Regions from separate parts of the Homo sapiens genome. Here region 1 is linked to region 2. A link is a loop called in an ENCODE intact Hi-C map of the cell type or tissue named here. Cell type or tissue: OCI-LY7. All regions are shown on one strand.

Region 1 (8,000 bases), 140 kb after region 2:
CCCCTCTCACCCCTGTCCTCAGCCCTGCACAGCCAGGCCTTTCTCCTTTCACACCTGTCCTTAGCCCTGTGCCCCATGCCCAGCGTGTGCCTGATTGTCCTGGCTCTGGCCTTACCAACACAAGGGGCTAATGTCCCCACCTGTAACCAGAAAGAAGGAAAGAGCCCAAGGCCCCAAGAGGGTTGCAAAGGCTGCCAACCCCATGTGAGTGCCCGGCAGCCTCTATTGCCAAATCACCAGGGAACACAGACAAATGCCACCCCCGCCCCTTGAGTTGGTGAGAGCTATTTCCCACCACATCCTGTCCTCCCACCCACAATCTGCAAACCAGCATGTGTGCCTCCATTTCACTAATTGCAGGCTGACTGATGGGGCTGTAACAGCATTCTGGCTTCTGGGTACAGGCAATCAGAAGCCAGGCTGGAGCCTCGGCAAGGTACTGCCTGGACCCGAATGGGAGCTGACACCTCCCCAGTTCCATGAGCCCTGGGGCCCTTTACCACATAGACTAGAACTGATCCTAACATCTTCCCCAGCTCTGGAGCTCAGCTCCTAAATTCCCCGGGAAGGGACTTCCTGTTAGAACAAGGCTATCAATCTTCCGACCTCACCAGGCCTCTTCTGACAATCCAGAGACAGCTGAGATTCCAGCTGTGGGGGAGGTGGGAGGGAGATCATATGACCTTCTTCATTGATTAGTCAGATAAAGTGGTGCCCCCGCCTTGATGCCTGCTTCCAGGCTGAAATTGATGTGCAAATTCTGGGGTTTGTTCATGAGTTCAACAGTTGCAACAAACACTGCTGACATGGATTGAGTGGTTACAGGGCACTAGGTGCTCTCCATATATTAGTTCATTTAATTATCACAGCAGCCTTATGAGATTGGCATTCACATCTGCTTTTTATAGATAAGGAAACTGAGGCACAGAGCAGTTAAGTAACAGTCTTAAAGTCACATGGTCTCTTAGTCCATTTGGGCTGCTATAACAAAACACTGAGTTGCTTATCAAAAACAGAGATTTCTTTTTTATTTTTTTTTATTATACTTTAAAGTTTTAGGGCACATGTGCACAATGTGCAGGTTAGTTACATATATACATGTGCCATGTTGGTGTGCTGCACCCATTAACTCATCATTTAACATTAGGTATATCTCCTAATGTTATCCCTCCCCCGTCCCCCCACCCCACAACAGGCCCCAGAGTGTGATGTTCTCCTTCCTGTGTCCATGTGTTCTCATTGTTCAATTCCCACCTATGAGTGAGAACATGCGGTGTTTGGTTTTTTGTGATAGTTTGCTGAGAATGATGGTTTCCAGCTTCATCCATGTCCCTACAAAGGACATGAACTCATCCTTTTTTATGGCTGCATAGTATTCCATGGTGTATATCTGCCACATTTTCTTAATCCAGTCTATCATTGTTGGACATTTGGGTTGGTTCCAAGTCTTTGCTATTGTGAAGAGTGCTGCAATAAACATACGTGTGCATGTGTCTTTATAGCAGCATGATTTATAATTTTACTTTGGAGTTCTGGGATACATGTGCTGAACGTGCAGATTTGTTACATAGGTATACATGTGCCATGGTGGTTTGCTGCACCTATCAACCCATCATCTAGGTTTTAAGCCCCAAATGCATTAGGTATTTGTCCTAGTGCTCTCCCTCCCCTTTCCCCCAACCCGCTAACAGGCCCAGTGTGTGATGTTCCCTTCCCTGTGTCCATGTGTTCTCATTGTTCAACTCCCACTTATGAATGAGAACATGCGGTGTTTGGTTTTCTGTTCCTGTGTTAGTTTGCTGAGAATGATGGCTTCCCGCTTCATCCATGTCCCTGCAAAGGACATGAACTCATTTTTCTTATGGTTTCATAGTATTCCATGGTGTATATATGCCACATTTTCTTTATCCAGTCTATCATTGATGGGCATTTGGGTTGGTTCCAAGTCTTTGCTATTGTAAATAGTGTTGCAGTAAACACACATACGCATGTGTCTTTATAGCAGAATGATTTATAATCCTTTGAGTATGTACCCAGTAATGGGATTGCTGTGTCAAATGATATTTCTGGTTCTAGATCCTGGATGAATTGCCACACTGTCTTCCACTATGGTTGAACTAATATACACTCCCACCAACAGTGTAAAAGCATTCCTATTTCCCCCACATCCTCTCCAGCATCAACAACAGAGATTTCTTTCTCACAGTTCTCATGGCTAAGAAGTCCAAGACCAAGACATCAGCAAATTCAGTGTGTGGTGAAGGCCAGCTTCCTGATTCATAGACACCCGACTTCTTGCTGTGTCTTCCTCACATGAGGAAGAGAAGACAAGAGGGATCTCTCTGGAGCCTCTTTTATAAGAGTTTTCATCCCATCCATGAGGGCTCAGCCCTCGTAAACCAATTACCTACCCAAAACCCCACAAGTATTCTCACATTGGGGATTAAGTTTTAATATGTGGATTTTGGGGGGACACAAACATTCTGTCTACAGCATATGGCTGATAAGTGACAGAATTGGTATCTAAATCCAGGCAGTCTGGTTCCAAAGCCTATACCCTTAACTGCTACCTTGTACTTATCGAAAATCTACTCTAGGTATTGCAGGCGTATATTAATTCACATGGAGACATCCTACTCATTGTTATTATTATTGATCTATTATTGAATGAAAAAGAAGTGGCAACAGAATGTATAAGTTTGATCCTTTTGGGAGAAAAAATATATATGAATATATCATTGCAACAGCTAGAACATAAAAAGTAATGTAATGTGACAAGGTGGTGGAGGAGGGTGGCTACAAGTTTACACTTGAGAGTCAGACAGACCTCAGCTGAATCCAGGAAGCCCCAGTCTCTCCCTGTGTAACTATGTCCAGCAATCACTTGTCCTCACTAAGCCTCAGTTTCCTCATCTGTAAATGAGAGGCTGAACCTAAAATCATCAGTGTACAGATCAAACACAAAAGACCATCTAGTATGTTATTCCATTTATATGAAATGTCCAGAAAAGGAAAACTGCAGAGACAGAAAGTAGATTAGTGGCCACCTGGGGCTGAGGGTAGGAACTAGGATTAACTGTAAATGAGCCTAAGGGGTTTTACTGCGATGATAGAAATATTCTAAAACTGGACTATGCTGATGGTTGCACAACTTTTTAAACTCACTAAAAAAACTCTGAATTGAAATGATTAAGGAATTAAAATGGATGGACTTCATATATGGAAATTACACCTCAATAAACTTCTAAAAAATTATGTAAAACTGCTATTACATAGTAGGCCCTCAACAAATAGAGGTGGTTATTACCATTACAATTGTTAATGGAACTATTAACAGGTTTAGAAAGTGGTATTCCCAATAAATTAAAACATTTTTGCTTATGCTTATCTGTAATTTTTACACTTGTACAAGAAATGTATTTCTTATACAATAAAAAGAGAAAGGGAAAAAATCAATTCCATTAAAATATCATGGAAGGAAAGGATCCTATTATCATGGGAATGATTTTAATTTTCCTCCCTTAGCTTATTTTCCATTTTGCAACAATGAATGTGTACTGCTTGGATAAAATAATGGATTATAGTTTTTCATAAATAGTTTATTTTATATTCCATCTTTTGCTAGACACCAGGCAGCATATAAGGTGTTCTGAGAGGTTGCCCCCTAGGGTCTTGCCGTCTAGAGTGGAGGCAGGAGAGATAAATGGCCGATCTGGAAAGTTGGAGAACAAGTAGTTCATGCTAAGAAACCAAATGAGTTGCCCCCAGAAAGGCTAGCGGACCCCAAAGAGGAGGAATGCGCTGGCTCAGGGCCACCCATGCTCTCCTGCGGCAAGCCTGGAGCAGGGCCTCGGGAGAAAGCCAAAGAGGAGGAATGTCTACATACTCATAAATATGAATTGAGCACTACCTCCATGCCAGACCCTGCGAGGAGCTGGCGATGCATGGTGACAGGACTGACAAGGTCCCTGCTCTGCGATGCCACACCCCCCGGGCATGGAGGGGTGTCGAGACCCTGCCGCTTCAGCTTGGCTCTGAGCACAGCATGCACCAATTATCCTTTGTCTGGTCGATGTGCTGGTGCCTGGGGAGGGTGGGGAGGTGGGGAGCCTCCCCAGGGATTCCCTGCTGCCCAAGCCCTCATCCACAGCTGGGCAAGGGCAAGAATTAGAGAAGGCCCAGAATTACAACAAGTCCTGGGTTCTCATCCTGGCACTTGGTTCCACAGGAGTAAATCCCTTCCTTGCCGAGACGTCAGTTTCCTCATCTGCATAAAAGAGAGTGTAATGGTCACGCGCCTCCGCAGATCTGTAGCCAGAGCTTCTAGGTTCAAGCCTGGCTCTGCCACATACCCAGCAACTTGACCTTGGCCAACTTTCTTAGCCTCTGAAAGCTCCAGTTTCCTCTTCTGAGAAAACGGGTGAATTGCTAGCACCTAACCCAGGGAGGTTTGTGGGGATGGGGAGGACTGAACAAGGTAAAGCATAGAAAGCTCGGAACAGGGTGCCAAGCATATACTTGGCAAATGTAAACTACAGCTGCAGCTTACTTCCAAATCTACCACCGGATGGCTCTAGGGGATTCGGAATTCCTGGGGCATCCCAACCTGGAAGATTGTGAGGTAACAGCACCAGCTTAGCAAAAACATATCTAAAAGGATAGCTAGAATTTGGGAGGGACGGAGGGGCTATAAAACCGGGAGAGGAAAACAAATGATTACGTTCCTCCCATTAGCTTTGCACGCCCCTTACCCACATACTCAGTCCAGGGCTGACACCTGCTGGCTGAAGAGGAGCATTGCAAAGAAAAGAGACCTTTCCCACTGGCTGGGGGATCTGAAAGTAATGTTTAACCCCAGAGAGAAAAGACAGGTAGGAGCCTTAGATATGAGGATGAAGGGGCCTGGGATGTTTGCACTGGAAAGGTTTAGGTAGAAGGAATTTAGGCTGCCCTGGAGCTATGAGACCCAAGTTCAAATCCCAGCTTTTCTACTTACCAGCTGTGAGACTGGATAAACCATTTAACCTCCCCAGGCCTCAGTTTGCTTATATATGAAACGGGAATAGTAGTGTCTCATTCTATGGTGAAAATGCACATAAAGTGCCCGACAGAGTTGGTGACTCCGTAAAGGTTACTTTTCCCTCTGGATGTCTCCACCTCACTCCTGGGATCTCAAAGGTGAAGTACTTTGCAGGGGTCCTCAAACTTATTTATGTCACCATCCCCAAGTGCCTATCAAAAACACAAATGCTCAGGCTCCCCTGATGTTGCTGTGGATCAGCTCTCTAGGGATGACAGCCTAGGTGTCTGTGTTGTACCAAACTCCCAATCCTTATGCCCCTCCAAGTTTGAGAGCCTCCAGAATCGTGTGAGAGCACCAGGCTAGGAGTCTAGCTTTGTCTCTCCCAGGGGCATTCCCTTGGCCTGTCTCCATTTACCCACCCACTAAATGTGGCCAGGAGTCCTGCCTGGCATGCTTCTCAACAGGGAGGGTGCTTTGGAAACTGTGATGCTAATGCTGAAATGAAAAAGCAGGAGTGTCCAGAATAGTAAGGTACTTGCCCTCATGGGGTCTCTCCTTGAGAATGAGCTTAGGAGATGAAGCCACTAAAGTCAGGGTGGAGATGGAGGGAGATGATGGAGAGAAGAGGGGAAGCTGGCATAGCTCCTTCAGGGCATCCAGGGGCTGGCTGTGCAGGAATGGATGATCAGGAGCTGGTCACCCATGAGCTGTGTGACCCATCCCAGCAAGAAGAGGCAGGCAGCAAGGAGAGAATTCCAGCTGTGGGACCCACAGGAGCCCCCACAGTAGAAGCCCGTGGGGAGAGTGAGAAAGAATCCTGGCTGTGCCTAGAGCGGCAGCCCCTCCACTCCCCTGGGCCCCTCCCAGGTTGCCTTCCTCTCCCCTCCTGGGTGCCTATAACCTGGCTAGACTCACAACCTCTACACCCTGGAGGCAGATGGGGTCTTTGTTTTGTGTGTGTGTGTGGACAGTAAAATCAAGGCTTGGAGAAGAGAAAGGAGTCCCTTGCCCAACTTCTTAATGAATCCTCAGCCCAAACCTCCCTAAATTTTCATGACAATAACAGAGGAGGCTGGTCAAGGATTATTATTTCTGTCACACAGAGGAGAAATTCAGATCAGAGATGACATGTAATTTATCCAAGAACACACAGGAGAGTTGAGCCTCAGACTAGGCTATCATTACTACCATGCCGCACATACTCATTCCTGCTGCAGATAAAAGATTGGGCCAGTGACCCCCTGGGTCACTTCCAACTCTATATTTTCTAATTCCAGAACTGCAATCTATTCTTTCAAATTTATGTCTTTCTGGTTCCCCCAATGAACCATCAGCTCGAACCAAAATGGCCTCTTCTTGATTCCCTAAACAAACCTGAGACTTCCCACTTATTTTTCTGTTCCAAACCTCCCCTCACCACACCCAACCACACCCTCATTCTTCCATATTTGTGAACATTCTCCAGTCCTTCAAAGCCCAGCTCAATTCTCACCTGCTCCAGGAAACCTTCTCTAATCCCCCCAGTGAAAAAATAATATCGACTTGTGTGAACAGGGAAATGGAATCAGAAATACAAGCTATTTAATAAGCATCCCTACCTGGCGCTGTGCTATGAAACACATATACATGTATTATACGCCTTCTATACATGTACATTATTTGCAGTACAGTTAACCCTTGAACAACGTGGGTGTTAGGGAGCCAACCCCAGGAACAGTCAAAAATCTCTGTCTAACTTTTGACTTCCCCCAAAACTTAACTGCTAATACCCTACTGTTCACTAGAAGCCATACGGATAACATAAACAGTCTATTAATACTTTTTTTTTTTTTTAGATGGAGTCTCTCTCTGTCACCCAGGCTGGAGTAATTGGCACGATCTCGGCTCTCTGTAACCTCTGTCTCCCGGGTTCAAGCGGTTCTCCTGCCTCACCCTCCCAAGTAGCTGGGACTACAGGTGTGTGCCACCACGCCCAGCTAATTTTTGTATTTTTAGTAGAGACAAGGTTTCACCATGTTGGTCAGGCTGGTCTCGAACTCCTGACCTCATGATCCGACTGCCTCATCCTCCCAAAGTGCTGAGATTACAGGCAGGAGCCACCATGCCTGGCCAATTAATACACATTTTTATGTATTACATGTATTATATACTGTACTCTTACCCTAAAGTGAGCTAAGGAAGAAAAAAATATATTTACTACTTATTATGTGGAAGCTGATCATCATAAAAGTCTTTATCCTCATCTTCACATTGAGTAGGAGGAGGAGGAGGAGGAAGAGGGACTGGTCTTGCTGTCTAAGAGGTGGCGGAGGTAAAAGAACATCTGAGTGTAAGTGGACCCGCACAGTTCCAACTCGGAGTGGTGAAGGGTCACTTGTGCATGATGTACATGTGTATATATTATCTCATTTCATCTGCAAAATCTCAACAAATAGTTGAGAACAAAGAGTTAGCCTGTCTTACAGATGTGGAAACCAGATCTCAGAGAGCTTATGTGGCTCACTTAAGGTTATCTGGGAGAGAAAGCCTCAGGAGGAAAATATTAAAACCCAGTGTAGGAGAGGGTTGGGGTGTGACAGGGAGGCAGGTTTCAGAGCAACATGACAAAGAATGTGGAGCAAGCAAGAAACTAAAAATCCTTGAGAACCTGTGGTCAGAAGGCTCCAGGTCTAAAACACCAGGTGGGAGAGTCATTTCCCTCACGCAACAGCAGTGTGTTAATTCACACAGCACCTTCATCTGCTTTATCTCATTTAAAAACAATCATCTTTTTAGATAGACAACATCATCATTCTACAGAGAGAGAATCAAAGGCTTGAGAAAATCCTAACCAAGCTCACACAGTCTGTAGGTGAGACTGGAATATGAAGCAAGCTGGATTTCAGAATCTTTGTTCTTTCTGATACACAACTGTATTATTTACAATATCGCCTAGAAATGTTTGCATAGAAGCCTGCCTCTACTCTTGGTTCACCCT
Region 2 (8,000 bases):
GAATAATGACCTTGTAAACTAACTCATGGTCCATTTTTCAAAAATATGGATTTACAATAAAAACCAGTTATTTATCTTCATTTTTCTCCCATACCCACTGAAGAGAGAGCTGCAGCAAGGCCAGTTTGCAAAATATTTTCTGCACATCTAGCCTCATTCTAGTCTCACAATAACTTTATGAGGGCAAAGGGTGGGCACCAACATCCCCATTTTACAGATGAGGAAACACAGGCTCGGAGGGATTTAATGGGTTGCCCAAGGCCAACCCAGAACTTTTAACTACAGCTCCAGAAATCTTCCCACTCCACTCTCTCACCAAGCCCAGCACATATTCAGTACTCAATAAATTAATGAATTAATAGTAGATGACTTAATGCAAGGACTATATCTCAGAAGGATTGTGCTTTCAAATTCTCTACATGTAGCGCTTTCCTTGCTGCAGAAAACGAAGACTCATTAAATGGTCAAATCTGCAGAAGCCCTTCCCCCTATTCCCCTGAGAGAGGTGTCAGCAGTGCCATTTCCTTTCAACTTGGCCTTCCCCACCCCCACAGAGTGTGATCAGCCCACCTGCAGGCGCGTTCATTTGCTCTTTTCTCATCTATCCTACAGCTTTCTCCTGTCCCACTGGCTAGCACACTGCCGAAGCTCACACTTTCCCTTGCCCCCTGCCTCTCTGGCAGCAGCATGAGTCATCTCTGCCCATCCCTCTCTCAATCCAGCCCAGTAGGACCGACAGTGGCAAGAAGCATATGTGGAATTCAAGCCAGAAGATCACAGGAGACTTGCTGCCCCAACCCCACAGAAATGACTTCCTGCTGCACTAATCTTATTATGAACGTGAAGCCATGCCTGTGCCAGGGAGGGAAAGGTGAAGAGAGACCGCATATGCCCAGGATTTAGGATTACCATTTTCTTCATCTTGGGTTAATCATACACAAGTTCCCAGAATCTTGAACTCTCACAATTACAACAGCTGGAGGGTCACTATCTTAACATGCCTCTTGCTTGCATTCTTCCAGGAACATGCATACTCACCAACCTCCTTCAGGTAACTGGGTTCACATATAGCCTGCTCAGACTTTTTTAAGATAAACATCTCCACAATGTTCAGTAATACCTTGTGTAGCCAGGTATGGTGGTTCGCATCTGTAATTCCAGCTACTCAAGAGGCTGAGGAAAGAGGATCACTTGAGCCCAGGAGTTCAAGACCAGAACTGAGCCACCCCCATCTCTAAAAAAATAACAAGACCCCATCTCTAAAAAATTTTTTAATAGTAGTAATACATCATGTGACATGATTTCCTCATTCTCCAGGGTCATGTTAAGGGTCAGCTAAGGCTATATGTGTGTATGTATGTATGTCTCTGTATTGTACAGGCAAGAATATTTGTAATCTGCAGCATGCTATACTGGTTGTAAGGTAGCATTATTGTTATTATTATTTCCATAGTTTGGGTTCCTCCTCTGCATTCTAGTGATGCTTCAGTTTGTCACTTTACCCCAAGGTAACCCCCAGATATCTCAACATCACCAACTCCCTCATCTTCAAAAAGAGAAAGAAGACAGCAGCTCATATTTAATGAGCACAGTGTTAATTAAGCACTTTGTATCACTATGGCATTTGATCCTCTTAAGAACCCTGTGCTGGCCGGGCACAGTGGCTCACGCCTGTAGTCCCAGCACTTTGGGAGGCCAAGATGGGCGGATCACGAGGTCTAGAGATCAAGACCATCCTGGCTAAGACGGTGAAACCCCATCTCTACTAAAAATACAAAAAATTAGCCGGGCATGGTGGTGGGCGCCTATAGTCCCAGCTACTCAGGAGGCTGAGGCAGAGAATGGCGTGAAGGTGGAGCTTGCAGTGAGCCACGATCGCACCACTGCACTCCAGCCTGTGTGATAGAATGAGACTCTGTGTCAAAAAAAAAAAAAAAAAAAAAAGAGAGACTGTGATTATCCTCATGTTACAGATGAAGAAACTAAGGCCAAGAGTAAACAAGTAACTTGCACAAGATTGAAAATTATAAAAGGTAGAGTTAAAATCTGGGTCCAAATCTGTGGGACTCCAGCTCCTGACCCTCTAACCATGAGACTACAGGGTTTTGGAAGTCACCCAATGTGAGAGGCCATCATCTGCTCTGTTCTGTTCATTCATTAGGAATTCGATACTTTGGGGAAAGGGTCCCTGTCCTCAAAGAGGAAGTGGTCTAGGAAATGGAGCAAGAAAAAAGCAGGTGGTGTGGTAGCAGGTGCCTCTGTCACTGTCATTCTCAGAGGTTGGAGCTCAGTCAGGACACAGAGTGCTGAGGAAGCCCCACATCTGCACTTTGCCTGGATGTTTTGTTAAGCAGGTGGAAGTTGGTGGTCAGGAAGACCTGGCTCCACCCTCCTGAGTCCCAGCTCTTCTCCAGGGCCATTGATGAAGTCATTCTTGAAGGAGGGGCCCACGAAAATCTCAAAAATTACAAAGCACAAGCTCTGGAAAAGGTCTTCATGTTTGGGGATGAGCCGAAAGCAGGACAGCATGCTAGCTAAGAGTGGAGAATATGGAGTCTTGCCTTCAAATCCTGGCAGTTGGATAACACTGAGAAGTTAGTTAACCTTTCCAAGCCTCTGCTCTCTCATCTATGAAACGGGTATGACAATGCTTACCACAAAGGGTTGACTAAATGACCTCAAGAATATAAAGCTCTTTGCACAATGCCTGGCATACTCTAAATCTCATATCTAGTCAATGTTAGTTATGATGGAAAAGAAGGAGTTAAGTAGCTCAGTGTGGCTTTTCATTCTCAAAAAGCCATTTTATTTTGAATTCAAGGGAAAAAAGAGAAATGTTTCTCAAAACTTCAAACCTTTCTTAATTTTATTCAACTGGCTCTCATGCAAAAACAAACAAATGAAAGCTATTTAGCTCTTGTTTTGTCCAAATCCTTATTTCACAAATAAGGAACCGGGTCCCAAAGAAGAAAAAGAACTTGTCCAATGTCTCAGGCTAAGTTGCTGGCAGAGAGTCCAGAATTCCAACAGCCTCCCATGACATTTGTTTCCAAGGCCCAAGATCCTTGAGAGGAATTGTGAGAAGAGAGGAAGGCAATAAATACGCCGCCCTGCAACAGCTGAGACAGTTTGAGCTGACTTCACAGGCTGATTCTGCATCTAACAAAGCACCACCCACAGAGGGCACCACTTACGCAGATACCAGGGTTCAGGATGCCCAAACTGTTTTCTTTCCTCCTGGACCATTTAGACTAGCATCAAGGGAAGTTAACATCAAGCCCCCAAATGGCATAAATATCTGTGCTTAGAATCAAAACCTAAAAGAAGTGATATTGTGGTCAATCCAGGACTAAAATCCAGACCTCCTAAACATTCCAATTAGGGACTTACCAACCCACCCAGATGGCTGTTCTCATTTTCATTACTGTGTGACAAACTTGCACCAAAACTCAGTGAAGTAGCCAAATTCTGTGGGTCCAGAAGTGGACAGAGCATGGCAGGGACATCTCTTCTCTGTGCCACAGTGTCTGGGACTGAGGTGGGAAGACTCAAAGTTTCACAAGCATGACTCATACACACACACAGGAATTTTCTAGAGGTTTCTTTGCCCTCCTGTCTGGTACCTGCATTGGGATGAAGTGAAGATTTGGTCTGCCATTTACCCTGCATGTGGCCTCTCCACATGACTTGGGCTTCCTCACAGCATGGCAGTTCCTAGGTAGTCACAGCAGTTCAGGCTCCAAGCAAGGGTACTCCCATGAACAAGGAATACTTTTTATGACCCACCCTCAAATGGGTGGCAACACTTAGCACATGGCATAGCTTCCATCATACTTTACTGGTCAAAGCAGTTACAAGCTCACCTAGATTCAAGGTAAGGGGATGCAGATGCCACATCTCAATAGGAGTGTCATCAAATTCGCAGGCATTTTTTTAGAGTGTAGCTGCCCCTTGCATGTGTATATCACCAGCCTAAAAATGCCCTTTCAGCTCTGCAAGCTCAGTTCCATATTTTATAGCTCCTCCATCCTCAACCCTACAAATAAAGCAGGAACACTGTGCTTAAACAAAATAACATTTTATCTGAGTCCTGACCCTTGACTGGGGCTCCCTGGCAGGACTCTGGTTAGGGTGGCCACTTACTTCCATGATATTGTTCATTCATACCTTTTATTCTGTCTCCTAATCTACCCCACTGCTAAGACGTTTCAGTTCTATTTCAAAATATATCTGGAGTCCTTCCACTTCTCCCCACCCCCACTGATGACAGCCTTATCAGAGCACATCACTCTCCTGCTATCTTTCATCAACTTCTGCTGCTCTTAGAGTGGAATCTAACTTTTGGTCCCCCAAGAGCATTAGTGTGCAGGACCTGGCCCTGCCTACCCTCTGAGCTCACTCATCTCACTCTCCTTCTGGCTTATTGTTTTCCAGCCTCACCAACCTCCTCTCTCTTCCTCCAAGCCATCTCCAGGCCCTTGCACTTGCCCCTCCTCCTGGAATGCCCTTTCTGCAGCTATTTGCACACCTGCTCATTCTGATCCTTCGAATGTCAGCTCAAATGTCTCCTCTTCGGAAAGGCTTCTCTGAGCACCCTCTCCATACACCTTTGGTCCCTTCATGCCAGTCATCATAATCTGTAATGAATATGACATCTTTATCTTTGTGTTTGTTTTCTGATGAGTGCAGGGACCTTGTTTTCTTGTTCCCTGCTCTGCCCCTTGCACCCAGAATCCTCTCTGGTCCACAGCATGTGCTCAATAAGTATCTGTGAAATGAATGAGCCAGATGTAATGCTGCATAGCTTGTGGGAGCAGAAGAAATTGAGTCCATAAGTTTATTTATTCTTAAAAAGCAAATTACAGCAGTCCCCTATACTTGCTGGTGATTCCACCGGTCAACAAAGAATGTGCTTTATAAAACAAAATAGAAAGAATTGAAGAATGTTAGTGCCTTGATAGGGCCCTCAGAGATCATTTAATTTCTCATTTTGTAAATGAGAAAACCAGAACCCAGAGAGGTTGTGGGATTTTACCCAAGATCATAACCATTTCTTCATAGCACAATCTTTCTTAGTATTTAATTTCTTTAATTAAACAAGCAATTGTCCACTGAAAAAAAATGAAAACTATATAGAAATGTCTCGTAAAGATTGGACCTCCCCCGTTCTCACTCCATACTCCAGGAGGGACCGCTGTTTCTACTTCGAAGAGAATCCTTTCAGGCCCCTTTGTGTGTGATTAAAAACACATATGTGCATACTTACGCATCTAAATCTTTGCCGTAACACTTCACTATCTTGAAAATTACCTTAGACTTAGAAATAAAAAGACTTCTTTATGAATGCATTATTTTAATTACCACCAGCTGCAGTGGTTTCAAGGAAAGGGATTCCAGTGTGTGCTACTCAGTAACTGAGGGAAGAAAGCCCATGGGGCATTTGGCTGGTAGGAGGACTCTGTGGGATTGACCACCCAGGAGCCACGGTTGGGGGTGGAGGGGTGGGGGGGAAGGTTGGGGAGGGGATGCAAATGAACTTTGCTCTCCTCGACCACTCAGGACCTGCTGATTTGGGTGGTAGGTGAGATTCTAAACTTTCCTGATGAATAAGTGCTGACTGATCCATAAAGAATGATTAGACAGCTGAATAATCTCCTATATGCTTCATTGTAGGATTCAAAACTAGAAAAAGGAAACTTTTCTAAGGGAAAGTGCTGAAGAGAACCAGGAAAAGGGAGGTAGAAGAGTTCAACAATTAACAATGGGAAGGCAGGAGTCAGACAGGCTGGGTTCAAATCTTGAGAGCCTCGCTGAAGCTTGGTTTTCCCATCGGTAAACTGGGGATGACAGAAGTACTAATGGCACTGGGTACATATGTACCACCCAAGCATGGGGGATACTTTTATTTTTAATTTTCACTCATTTATTTATTTATTTTTGAGATGGTGTTTCACTCTGTCGCCCAGGCTGGCATGCAATGGTACAATCTTGGCTCACTGCAACCTCCACCTCCCAGGTTCCAGCGATTCTCCTGCCTCAGCCTCCCAAGTACCTGGGACTACACACACATGCCACCACGCCTGGCTAATTTTTGTATTTTTAGTAGAGACGGGGTTTCATCATGTTGGCCAGGCTAGTCTCGAGCTCCTGACTTCAAGTGATCCAATGGTGGCTACTTTTAAAGTGAACAGATGGTAATGACTGTGCTGGGTGCCTTCCATGTTACATTTCATTAATCAGATGAAACAGAAATTGAACTTGGTCAGGAATCTCAATGATCCAAGATCTTTAAAAAATAAAAGTTGTTCATTATACCAGGCTGAAGAGGGCAGTGGGATGAGGAAGTGGCATAACAAAACTTGTATTCTTGTTCTCTGCAACAAGAAGACTGTGGAGAAACCTCATGCCCAGCCTCTCTAAGTCCAAGTTAGCCCATCTGTGGATAATAATACTTGCCCTACCCCTAAGGATCATGTAGTATATGGGATGCTGTGGTGTATTGCAACTGACACAGTATAGATCTCACTAAATAGAGAAGGTGTGAATGAATTAATACATGGATAAATGGAAAGACATGGGATGTGGAAAGAGTCGTCCAGGCTGTGAGGTTACCTACTAAATAGCCTTGTGAGTCACTCTCTCACACCCAAGTTTTCTCATCTATGATTTGAGATGTTGATTCTTATCAACTATAAGACATACATTTTTCACTTTGTTAGCATCTCCTATAGGGATGGTGGAGAAGCTCAGCCCTGGGGAAAAATATCCATGAGGCAAAGTGAGTGCAGTGCCTAGGACCCATAATACTTTTAGGAACCCACAAAGTGTGTTTAGTTTATTTCAAAATAAGAAGAAAAAGATAAACTTTTAGGTCAAAAAATCTTGTAATATATAATATTAGTAAGTTAATCTGTATACCAATAGTCATAAAAAGTAATTTTAAATATTTTCTCTGGAAGGGAACCACAAAAGTCATAACACAACCCTGGCTCAGCCCTCCACCTAGCCCAAGGTGATAACCTTGGAAACCTTTTATTGAGACCCTAGCACTTCATAGTACACTACCTAAGAATCACCACACTCTCCTAAGGGTTGTTAGATAAAAGAAGGAGGTAACTTGGTTTGAGTGTCCTCAAGGAGTAGAACACAGACAACTATCAAAGATGCTGCAGAGGAAAGTCCTTGAGTGAAGGTCAGTTTGCATCCCCTTCTAATGCCAATAGCTTATGATCATCAATCAATATTCAATTTGTGTCTTCCTGACTTTCAAACACATATCCTGATATTTCTCCAACTAGATGTTCCTTCTGCAATGAAGGTGAGATGGCAGAGAACCCAACATGAGGTTGAATTATTCCGAGCAAACGTCCCTGGCCTCATGTGTCAATTAAAAGCCATTGAATTTTAGGTCCCCCTCACCTCTGAAATTCTTAAACAAGAAAGATATAAAAAGGAAATAAACTATATGAAGGTGTAGATAATAAATGGTTACATTTTGCAGCAGTGTTCTTACATTTAGAAAACACCAAATCTTTTATGCTAGATTTGTTTCTTTTTTTAATGGTAGAGATTTTAAGCTGCTCAATAAAGTCCATTTTCTCTTCTTCCTAAAAGTCCATTTTCTCTTCTTCCTAAGTACACAACTGGACTACATTTCCCAGCAGCCCTTAGATGTGGCCACATGACTGAGTTTAGCCAATGAGAGATGAGCAGAAAAAGATAAGCGCCACTTCCAGACCTAAACCGTAAAAAAAGCCCCATGCATGGTACTTAATGCTCTTTTTCTCATACAGCTAATGATTGGTTGACAGCATGAAGCAGCAACCCCCACCCATCAGAACTTCTTTTGACTGTTATGTAAGCCAGAAATTATTTTGTTGAGCCATTACATGTTTGGATTTATTTATTTATTGCTGTGATATGGCCTGCCCTAGTTATACAAGCCCTAAACTCAAATTTAACTTTCTTTTAAAACATACGATGAAAAATCAGGTATTAAT

What was found. Peaks named below come from ENCODE experiments on the same cell type or tissue, not always from the same donor. Only the 100,000 strongest peaks of a DNase experiment are listed, where the experiment ranks them.
Region 1: a loop joins it to region 2, with 2.2 times the contacts of the local background. A loop is called at or near these places in 12 of 110 quality-filtered maps.

The regions. Positions count from the first base shown.
Region 1 is chr5:153,960,454-153,968,453 of GRCh38, forward strand. The region is part of intron 1 of LOC107986464 (a long non-coding RNA gene); the gene reads right to left. Among named protein-coding and RNA genes, the nearest start is that of LINC01861, 65 kb to the left of the region's middle. RefSeq lists an enhancer at 1-112. In OCI-LY7, CTCF peaks have their summits at 4,765 (motif pointing left) and 4,977; a DNase peak (open chromatin) is centred at 4,778.
Region 2 is chr5:153,824,490-153,832,489 of GRCh38, forward strand. No RefSeq gene overlaps it. Among named protein-coding and RNA genes, the nearest start is that of LINC01861, 70 kb to the right of the region's middle. RefSeq lists an enhancer at 310-850. In OCI-LY7, CTCF peaks have their summits at 3,165 (motif pointing right) and 3,364; DNase peaks (open chromatin) are centred at 522, 2,292, 3,172 and 7,672; H3K4me3 peaks cover 1,281 bases; H3K27ac peaks cover 3,052 bases.